Linked DNA regions of Homo sapiens: region 1 is linked to region 2. The links are chromatin loops, found by intact Hi-C in ENCODE. Cell type or tissue: GM12878. All regions are shown on one strand. Each heading gives the region's core, and the rest is flanking DNA. Links, peaks and the distances in the headings are about the cores only.

Evidence for each region. Peaks named below come from ENCODE experiments on the same cell type or tissue, not always from the same donor. Only the 100,000 strongest peaks of a DNase experiment are listed, where the experiment ranks them.
Region 1: a loop joins it to region 2, with 8 times the contacts of the local background. A loop is called at or near these places in 4 of 110 quality-filtered maps.

The regions. Positions count from the first base shown.
Region 1 is chr5:72,582,142-72,587,524 of GRCh38, reverse strand. The region is part of intron 7 of TNPO1-DT (TNPO1 divergent transcript); the gene reads left to right. Among named protein-coding and RNA genes, the nearest start is that of ZNF366, 77 kb to the right of the region's middle. In GM12878, for the core only: a CTCF peak has its summit at 2,727 (motif pointing right); a DNase peak (open chromatin) is centred at 2,894.
Region 2 is chr5:72,364,286-72,369,668 of GRCh38, reverse strand. It overlaps PTCD2 (pentatricopeptide repeat domain 2), which reads right to left. Exons shown (of 10, transcript NM_024754.5): 10 at 1,274-5,383. Among named protein-coding and RNA genes, the nearest start is that of PTCD2, 47 kb to the right of the region's middle. In GM12878, for the core only: a CTCF peak has its summit at 3,121 (motif pointing left); a DNase peak (open chromatin) is centred at 3,088; H3K27ac peaks cover 389 bases.

The sequences.
Region 1 (5,383 bases), core at 221-5,220, 220 kb before region 2:
AATGAAGCAGTGATAACAAAGATTATTAATTCAGGCCTAAAAGAGAGGGAAGGAGAGAGAATCAGTGAGTGAAGAGCCTTAACTCCCTTATTATCTCCTGGGTCACATTGCCTGTTTTTCTTGCCAGTCCACATACATTTTGGACATTCCTTGCATATTCAAGGAAGAAGACAACAATATACAGTCTACATTGGTCAACAGTGAAGTGAATCACAACATCTTTCCTTGCTTTCTTTTTGTATTTTGGGCCCATAAAGAGGGTATATTATGATTGAGAGTCAACTTTTCTCCCTGCCAAGGGCCTAGGAGTATATGTTTGAAAGGTTTTTTTGTTTTGTTTAGTTTAGTTACTAAGCATACTTGGGATTTGGTTATGTTCCTTCTTGAGATATGATTTATTTCCTGGACAAATATTTATTAAACACTGTATTAGTAATCTATTGCTACATAAAAAAATTACCCCCCAAAACTTAGTGGCTTAAAACAAAAAAAAGCATCTATTATCTCACACAGTGTCTATGGGTCAGGAATCAAGGAGCAATTTAGCTTGGCCATTTAGTTGCAGTCAAGATCTTGGCAGGGCTGCAGTCATCTAAAGGTTTGACTGGGGCTGGAGAAGCCACTTCTAAGATGGTGCATTCACATGGCTGCGGGCAGGAGTCCTGCCTCAGTTCTTCACGGGCTGTTCACAAGAGGCCTCACTAGTCAGTGTTACTCTTTCCCGGCATAAGTCTTAATTGTGCTTGGCTCCATGCTCTGAGTTCTTGGTTCTACCCCCGAGTCATATTTGTTTTTCCATAAAAGGTAGACTGTATATGTAGCTGCAAAGTTTTCTCAGTTACAAGACAAAAGTGTAATTTTTTTGTAACTTAGCTTCAGAAGTCACAGACCATCATTTCCTCAAAATCTTATTGGTTGCATAAACTAGACCTATTCAATATTTAAAGAGACCACACAAGGGCATGAAAACCAGGAGGCAAGAACCACTGGGGCCATCTCAGAGGCTGATTATCACAAACATTTACCAAGGCCAAGGCTCTATGCAGGGCACACTGGGGACAGAAGACCAGGTTCTTTTTCTCAAGAAACTTATACTCTAACTGGGATGATTAGACACACACACACACACAAATAATGTGAAAAATATCGCTGACTTATATAACCAAATTGCTGTAAGGAAAAAGCACTCACTTGGTATATCTCTCTGTTTGTTTCTCCCACTAGTTTTTAAGCTCTTGGCAAGGCATTTCTCATCTTTATTCCCCACAGGGCTTAGTTCAGAGCCTTGCCAAAGTAGATCTTTAGTAAATATTTTCTGAGTGGACAAAACTCCATGGAAAGGTCAAGAAAGTCTGAAAACTAAGAATAGGTCATTGGGTCAAATGATTCAATTTTGATTATTTTAATTTTCTAGGAAAATAATTCCAGGAGACTCTTGGATTAAAATTGAAATTGCAAGGCATAAAGAAGGTGGCAAATTCGATCATTCAGCAAATTTGGAAGTAAAAGGGAGGGTGAAAATGGATTTAACTTGAGAGGAATTGGCCAACAGATTCTTTTTTTTAAAGTTTAAGTTTAAAGTTTTTTTAAAGTTTGAGTTTAAAGTTTTTTTAAAAGTTTTGTGGGCATTTTTCTAGCTAAGGGAGGAGTCATAAAGAGAAGAGAAAATGGAAATGAAGAAGAGAATGTTGATAACTGATGAAGCAATGTCCCAGGAAGGGTTCACAAGGACAAAAGGACTAGACATTGAAAAGAAAAGGAATATTTCTTTTTTGGAAAGGACAAAAGATAAAGAGACATTGTAGAGTGAAGAAAAGGGAAGCTTTGTTAGGTCATGTTGAATGGCCTTGATTTTTTTCAGTAAAGTTGGGGGAAGGCAAGGTCATTCTACAGACTGAGGGGATCCAGAAGGGGATGGATCCAACAATGGAATATGCAACAAACTATTGGAAGAAATTACAGCGTGAGTGACCCGAATACTCACTGGATGGCAGTGAGGGGCATCTGGGTTGGGAGAACCAGTATGCAGGAGGACACAATGTCCTCTATTACTACTGGAACCATGGATGAAAAATAATAGCTACCTACACAAATGGCCATAGCTGGGAACCTTGGGAGACAGTCCAGCAGGTTTCTACCCTGACTGAATGTTCTAGTTCCATGATATAATTTCTTTCTTTTGAAGATCACTAGGAACCTTGGGCTGAGAAGAAGTGGCATAATCTGCCACTTAAATGTGTGATGTGCAATGTGGAAAATATGGAAAGTGTTTTCAATCTTTCTAGCAATTCTTAACATGAGCACTTTAAGATTCAATTACTAATGAGCACTGCTTCAGATCATATAAATGATGTCAATACCCTCTTCATATTAGCCAATGTGAAATCAACACTTAATTCCCACGTTCTTCTGTAGGTAGGTCCTACATCAAACTACATAAAGACAATGGCATTTTATGGAAAACATTCTCAAATGGATAGGAAATGACTAGATTGGGGCTTAGGAGACCTAGTTCCATTCCAGCTCTGCCACTATCTCACCCTAGGCAAGTCACTTAATCACTTGCCTAGTGATAGAAAGATAGTAACCACTCATTTGTAAAGCTAGAAAACTGGATTAGATGCTCTCTAGTTCTTTCCAGCTTGAGCATTCCATGATTCTGTGGTCTCCAGTCCATCAAATCACCTAGATTTTCCCCTGTGAGTGCCACACAAGTTGTACACTAGGGGTCACATTTAGATAACCACTTACAAGCACATCTGTCTGAATCTCCTAAACACGCTTCATTTACTTCAATAGGAGGCTCTTAGTTAGATGATGATTGACCTAGTTTCTCAATACAAAGTCCTTAGATGGGATCATGTTATTTCCTTTTCTGGCTGGCTGAGAAATCTAGGGGAAAGTGAGAAACACGGGTTTCTCTGACTCAGAGACTTTCATTTTGGGTTAATGCTATTTTCTTTCTGTCACACATGACCTCAAATTAGGCCAGTCTTTTACTCATGGGGCAGATAGATTCTTCTTGAAGCTTTCATAGATTTCGTCCATGAATGCTCCTTAGCTGGATGGGTAGTGTTCCCATCCAGATCATGTTATTAAAAAATCAGAGTTGCCTTCAAGGAAAACCAGTTTTGATAGCTCCTCATTGAATGATCAATATTTCTTCCACAATCTATTTCATGGCAAAATGAACAGTATCTTTCACCATCTGTTTCATGGCTTATTTTGCTTTCAGGGGAAGTCAACCAGAGAGATGGGCTTCTTCCCCAATCTCTTTGCCAGAAGATCCCTGAAATCTTTCTTGACCATGTTTTAATTATAGCATTAGTTTGTCTAACTTAAGTCCAATTTTCCTCATTTTAAAGGTCAATTCTGAGGGAAATTAAAATGATTAGCCATCACAGGAAGTGATAATGTTATAAATAAACCTTACCAAACTTAATAGTAATACTTCCCTTCATCTATATGGCTTTACAGTTTTCCAAGGGTCTTTACATATATTATCTCATTTAGAGTATCAATTGTAGTTTTTCTTTCCCCTTTCCCCCCATATCTCCTTTGCCAAAAAATAAAACCCAAGAGGGGTATAGGAAGGAAGGGACAGCAGAGAAGTCCCAGTCCAGTCGGCCTGGAGAAATGGGTGAAACACTCATTTGTGGCGACCTGGATTGTAGCCCGATTCTGTTTCTTACCAGTTGTGTGTCTTTTAGCAAGTTACACTCACTCTCTGAGCCTGGATTTCCTCACCTGTAAAGTATGTATATGAATGCCCCCTCTACCTAGTTGCACTGCGTTATTACCATCCCTCTTTTCTCATTCTCTCTTGAAGCTTCTCCAATCAAGTTTTTGACCCTATCACTCCTCAACATTGGCTATAGTTGAGGGCACCAGTCTTGTGGCTTCATACAACATCTATATGTTGAAATACCTACATTTCTGTAATTTGGACACCTCCTTTAAACTTCAGACTCATATATCTAATTGCCCTTCCAGCATCTTACTCGAATGTTTGTTGAGTCTCCAGATGGAACAGATCCAAAACAGAACCCGTGAGTTTTCTTTTCTTTTTTTTTATTATTATTATACTTTAAGTTTTAGGGTACAGGTGCACAACATGCAGGTTTGTTACATATGTATACATGTGCCACATTGGTGTGCTGCACCCATTAACTCATCATTTAGCATTAGGTATATCTCCTAATGCTATTCCTCCCCCTCCCCCCATCCCACAACAGTCCCTGGTGTGTGATGTTCCCCTTCCTGTGTCCATGTGTTCTCATTGTTCAATTCCCACCTATGAGTGAGAACATGCAGTGTTTGGTTTTTTGTCCTTGCGATAGTTTGCTGAGAATGATGGTTTCCAGCTTCATCCATGTCCCTACAAAGGTCATGAACTCATCATTTTTTATGGCTGCATAGTATTCCATGGTGTATATGTGCCACATTTTCTTAATCCAGTCTATCATTGTTGGACATTTGGGTTGGTTCCAAGTCTTTGCTATTGTGAATAGTGCCGCAATAAACATACGTGTGCATGTGTCTTTATAGCAGCATGATTTATAATCCTTTGGGTATATACCCAGTAATGGGATGGCTGGGTCAAAAGGTATTTCTAGTTCTAGATCCCTGAGGAATCACCACACTGACTTCCACAATGGTTGAACTAGTTTACAGTCCCACCAACAGTGTAAAAGTGTTCCTATTTCTCCACATCCTCTCCAGCACCTGTTGTTTTCTGACTTTTTAATGATCTCCATTCTAACTGATATGAGATGGTATCTCATTGTGGTTTTGATTTTCATTTCTCTGATGGCCAGTGATGAAGAGCATTTTTTCATGTGTTTTTTGGCTGCATAAATGTCTTCTTTTGAGAAGTGTCTGTTCATATCCTTTGCCCACTTTTTGATGGGGTTGTTTGTTTTTTTCTTGTAAATTTGGTTGAGTTCATTGCAGATTCTGGATATTAGCCCTTTGTCACATGAGTAGGTTGCAAAAATTTTCTCCCATTCTGTAGGTTGACTGTTCACTCTGATGGTGGTTTCTTTTGCTGTGCAGAAGCTCTTGAGTTTAATTAGATCCCATTTGTCAATTTTGGCTTTTGTTGCCATTGCTTTTGGTGTTTTAGACATGAAGTCCTTGCCCATGCCTATGTCCTGAATGGTATTGCCTAGGTTTTCTTCTAGGGTTTTTATGGTTTTAGGTCTAACATGTAAGTCTTTAATCCATCTTGCATTAATTTTTGTATAAGGTGTAAGGAAGGGATCCAGTTTCAGCTTTCTACATAAGGCTAGCCAGTTTTCGCAGCACCATTTATTAAATAGGGAATCCTTTCCCCATTGCTTGTTTTTGTCAGGTTCATCAAAGATCAGATAGTTGTAGATAT
Region 2 (5,383 bases), core at 244-5,243:
TTTGTTAGTTGGTTTTCTTTTCTATTTATTATTTTGAATGGAAAGCATGATAACCAGGGATAAATAATGAAAGGCATTTTCGTTATCATCATTTAATACCAAACATAGGTGACTACAGAAATCCTAAAATAACTAGATGAGCTCATCATGGACCAACATCTTTCACTTTTCTAATGTGCTTTTGGAGGTTTTGACACCAGGAATGCTGCAGTGCTTTCCAAATAGTGTGGACTTTACCTAGAAGTATTATGAACTGAGTCATAATGAACATCATGGTTCACTCTTTTCCCATGGTTGTCTTAATTAGCTGCACAATTTTCCCTGATCTCACTTGAAACAATCTTCAAATTCTTACCCAGAGGTTTGATTGAGCATTTTCTATTCATTTGTCAATTCTAAGAACTAGTTACTGGGATTAACTTACAAATGAATATTCCTTCCCTAATTGCTGCAGACAAATGCAGTTTGGCTGCTTCAACTTAAAACAATAAAGATGAAAGTAGTAGTATAATATAATTAATTTTGTGGTAGTAAGCATCTTCTAAGCTGTAAGTAGAGGATGAGACATGTAGTTCCAGAGTTGGGCTTTAAACCTACATCTAAAGTTCATTGTTATTAGGTGGTATCTGAATATTAGGCCTGGAAATACTGAATTGGCAAACATTTTTCTGTTTTTAATCTTTCCTCTATGTTTTCCAGGGGAAAAAACTGATATTTGTTAATATTCTCCTTCAAATAAACTGGGAAAGTTAAAATGTACCTTGGGTTGCAGTAAAAGATGGTTGTGTAGTAGGTTGATCTTTCCCATGGCTTACCTTGAGGGACTTTACTCATGTCAAAGGCTGCATAAGATGCTGGGCATTGGGAGACACATTTGGGGAGCAAATGGACAGCTCCAAGTGTCCTTGTCACCTTTCTACAGGATGTAGCCCAAGGGCAGCTGGTGAGGAAAATGATTTTTAGGCTTGTTGCTTGCTTTTCTCAACTTGGCCTACACATCTTCTCCCTTGAAATAAGAGTTTTAGGCTTGGGAGAAAACAGGACTGAAAGCAAACCTCTGGCTTCTCCTAAGTTCCAGTAAAGCAGCCTCTACTCTGAGTCAGTGAGTGAAAGAGTGAGAACACAGGAAGCCAAGCTCTGTCACAAAAGAACCTGAAAAAGGGACCTAAAATATTTTTTTTTCAAAGGGAGAAGCATTAACAAAATGATGGGGAAGACACAAAATAGAAGAACAGAGAAAGAAGAGGAAGTAAAATTCAAGGAGAAAAAAAAATCATAACACATTAGTTTATTTGAAATGTGAACAGACAGCAAAATTGCACATGGCCCATTTAGTCCAGCTTGCTTGCCAACTCTTCTACTCAAAGACAGGGGGACCTATTCCGCCTATCTGTCTCAGAACCTTTAAAATGGGGTCAGGAAATTTGCTACTTGGGCTTAGCAATGTGCTGGTTGTCTTTGTCCCACACTCTGCATCTATCTAGGTGTTTTGCATATAAGAACATTTCAATAGCATTAAATCATCAACAACCTAAAAGTCATGTCTACACCTGCAAAGTGAAATGTGGAATTGAGATAGTTTAGAGAAGAAAAAGGGATTTTTGAAAATAGACCCAAATAGTCCATATGAAAAAAAGATTTATACTTTTGGGCAAGACTCATGGCCCACTGAATTTGATATTTTGACTCTAAGGGTGTATCACAGGCTGTGGAATGAAAGGGGTATAGGAGCCCAGAGCCACTCAATTGGTTCACTGGTTAACCGCCCAGCTCTCCACTTTGTCATGGTGGGTCCTGCAGAAGTGAGCTTCATGCTACTGATTATTTACTTGCAAAGTGGGCGTTGTGCCTGGGTGATACCCTGCCTCCCTATGCAGTGCAGTAGAACACAGCCTAACTGTGTTCCTCCCTCCACTTCTAACACCTGAATGAGATAAAAGCCTGCTTAACACAGCATGTAAAGAAAGACTGAGTTCTGGCCACTCAACTCCAGACTCCTAGAGGTGTTTGACCAAATGGCCATCAACCAGGTGTTTTGGGTTTTTTTCATTTGATAAGTGAGGTAAATCACAGACATTATGTAAGGAATATGTACAATAGGATTTTCCCCAAGATTTTTTCTAGTACCTTTATCCCTGAGCTGGTGTGGCCAAACCATACCAACTCTGTGGGCCACATTGTTTAGAGTCATTAACAGTTTGTTTCTTTTACCTCATCAGTTGTTGTACAATGCACAGTTGCACTAGGGTCTCCTCTAGGTACTTTGGGTGGTTTTCAAGAATGTATCTATCGATGCCCATGAAGAAGTCATCTTGAACAAGGGCATCTGTCCTTTCTTCCTCCTGAGCTCTGGTCTCTGTCAGGGATATCTCTCATCAGAATCCCCATCCCAGCCCCAGTATAGTTAGTGCTCTGTGAAGTCTCAATATATATTAAAGTTTCATGATAATGGGAATTTCATCTTTGACCTATTCTTAGAGATGGGCAGTGATAAATACACCGGGAATCCAACATTTCCCTCACTTAAATGGAGAACGCTCCAAGATTTAGTCATTCCTGATGATGGCAGGAAGAGACAGTAAGGTTGACTATCATTTGATGAATCTGGAAGGGTAGAGAGACAATCAAAATAACCAAGATCCTAATTCCTTTTTACTTCTTTCACACACAAATGTGATTTTAGTTAATAAAGGCAAACAGTTAATTGGGGGGATTTTCCTTCTCAATTTGGGAGGAAACCCTTTCCCAAGTGAGACAAATGACCATCCTTTTTCTTTCATAAGAAACTGAGTGTATGTTTTCTCACAAAACATCTAATGTGTGTGTGCATGTGTGCTCACGTGTACACGCACATGGACACATTGCATGATACTTACATTGGTCTACTTTCTGCAGAGGATCAACTTTACTGCTTTCTCTCTTTTAAAAGTATCCTTTCAACACTAAATATTTCTTAACCTGCGTGAAGGCAATATTCTATATACTCCCTAAAGTCTATCTACAGCTACCTTTCCTGTCTAGCCTGCTATGTGGACCTCTGTTCTCTCTGAATTCCAGAAATGCTTTTGAAAACTAGCACCTTTTAAAAATAGTGACTCTGGACGCCCTCTGCCGTCTATTGTAAGTTCTTCAGCTCTGCTACTGACAGCAAAGCAGGAAGTTGGCCAGGGATTATTGAGAATACATGCACACAGCCAGCACTTGGGCAGGCAATACAGAGATAAGGTTAAAAACATGACCTCCAGCATCAGACCTCCTGGGTTCAAATACTGTGCTCTCCCGCTCTCTAGTGTTATATCCACAGGCAAGCAACTAAACGTCTCTGAGCTTCAGTTTCTTTATCTGAGAAATGGCATAATAGTACTTTATGGGGTTTCCCAGGGATCAAATGAGATAAAGTGCTTTGCACAGGACCTGGCAAATGGTAAGTCTTATTATTATTATTATTATTTGAAACATAGTTTCGCTCTTGTCGCCTAGGCTAGAGTGCAATGGCGCAGTCTAGGCTCACTGTAACCTCCGTCTCCCAGGTTCAAGCAATTCTCCCGTCTCAACCTCCTGAGTAGCTGAAATTACAGATGCCCGCCACCACGCCTGGCTAATTTTTTTGTATTTTTAGTAGAGATGGGGTTTCACCATGCTGGCCAGGCTGGTCTAGAACCCCTGACCTCAGGTGATCTGCCTGCCTCGGCCTCCCTAAGTGCTGGGATTACAAACTTGAGCTACCTTGCCCAGCTGGTAAGTCTTATATGTTATCTATTTTTGTCTATAATCTTTGTAATTTTATGAACCCTGGCTTTTTATAAGCCCCGTTTTTGTTGAATTCTGTATCACCTAAGGACCAATGTGTTAAAAATCGATTATGATCTTCTAAATTGGAAATGACATTTTCTCTGCTCTCTATAGCTTTTTTATATAATGACAAGCTTTTTAGGCCAAAGCCTCATGATGCATGCAGCCATCTTGCTACCAGCTATAACCGGAACATACTCCTCACCCTACCTGACATCAACCCAGTAATTTGCAGCTATAAAATGGAAGGTTAACTTAATCCTCTTCAGTCTTCATGGCTACATGAGTCTCCCTGGGATGCGGTAGAATACATCAGCAGATTCTGTTACTATTAGTTACCAGGAATGAGACTTGCACTTGCGGATTCAAAATCAAATTGAGTTGTAGGGCAGTCACTTTGCAGGGGTTATGCCTTCCTTCATGCTGTCAATTGTAACAGATGATGTTGCTGTCTAGGGGTAAGGGCTACTTTGGGGATTGAAAGACAGGGTGATGCTGTGCTCTTCTGGGTGAGCATCTTGGCCTGATTCAGTCAGGAAAAAGGAATCAGGGAAGACAAGGGATTTACAAAGAAAGCATCACTCTACTCTGACAATGCATTTCCAGGCAGGCCCGCAGTTCACAGACCAGTTCACAGACCGTGATGCCTTGCAGGCCATCTCAGAGGCCCCTGGTTCTCTTTCTTCTCCTGATTAAATGAGGCCTTCCTCTCCTATCCCAGAGCAGCCAGCTCTGCAGTGTTTCAGCTGCAGGGCAGTGATTAGCAGGTAAGCATGTGGTTCCCTTTCCCTCTGGGCCTTCTTTCCCCATCCCCATCTTTAATGCCTGTGGTAATGCTGCCTCTGAGGCCCTTGGAAGAAAGTCAGCTGGGCAAGGCAGGCCAAGCGGGGAGGTGAGCAGTTCAGCAGCGCTTTGATCCTCTTTCATTAGCAACTTGAAAGTCACCTGGAACCGTTGTGCCCACCGCCTACTCCCCCAACCCCTCGCCAAATCACTTCTTTCTCAGATTAGCTGTGTGCTTCGAATGTCTGGGGGGAAACGCCCACGGATACATTACTGCAAGATACAGGGGCCCTGGTCCAGTACATGAATGCACTGGCCAACCCAGGACCCCCGCACAGGCAAGTCATTCTACTTGTCTGTGTCTTGGCTCTGTCATGTGTAAAACCGGGACAGAAACAGCAACCAGTTTATGAGAAAACTGTGAAATGCCTAAAGTATATTGTGGCAGACTGTACATATTAACTAAAATCTGCCGTTAATTAATGAAATCACTCTTTCAAAAAATATTAAGACCTCATTAGATGTATAAATAATATGCTACATAAGCACCTTGGGGTCATATAAAACAAATGTAGAATACTCTGTTCTTCAGGAGAGACCGGATATGGAGAAAAAGATCTGTAACAATACAAGGCAGTGTACTTTACATGTTAAAATAAATGACACAGACAACTGGTTTTACAAAACACCAGCAAAAGGTCTTCCTTTATACATGCCACAGGGTGATATGAAGATTACCCTAGACTTAGCACTTATCCCAACTGCAATCATGTGGTCATTTGCCCAGTTATCTTTTTGATGTCTGTTG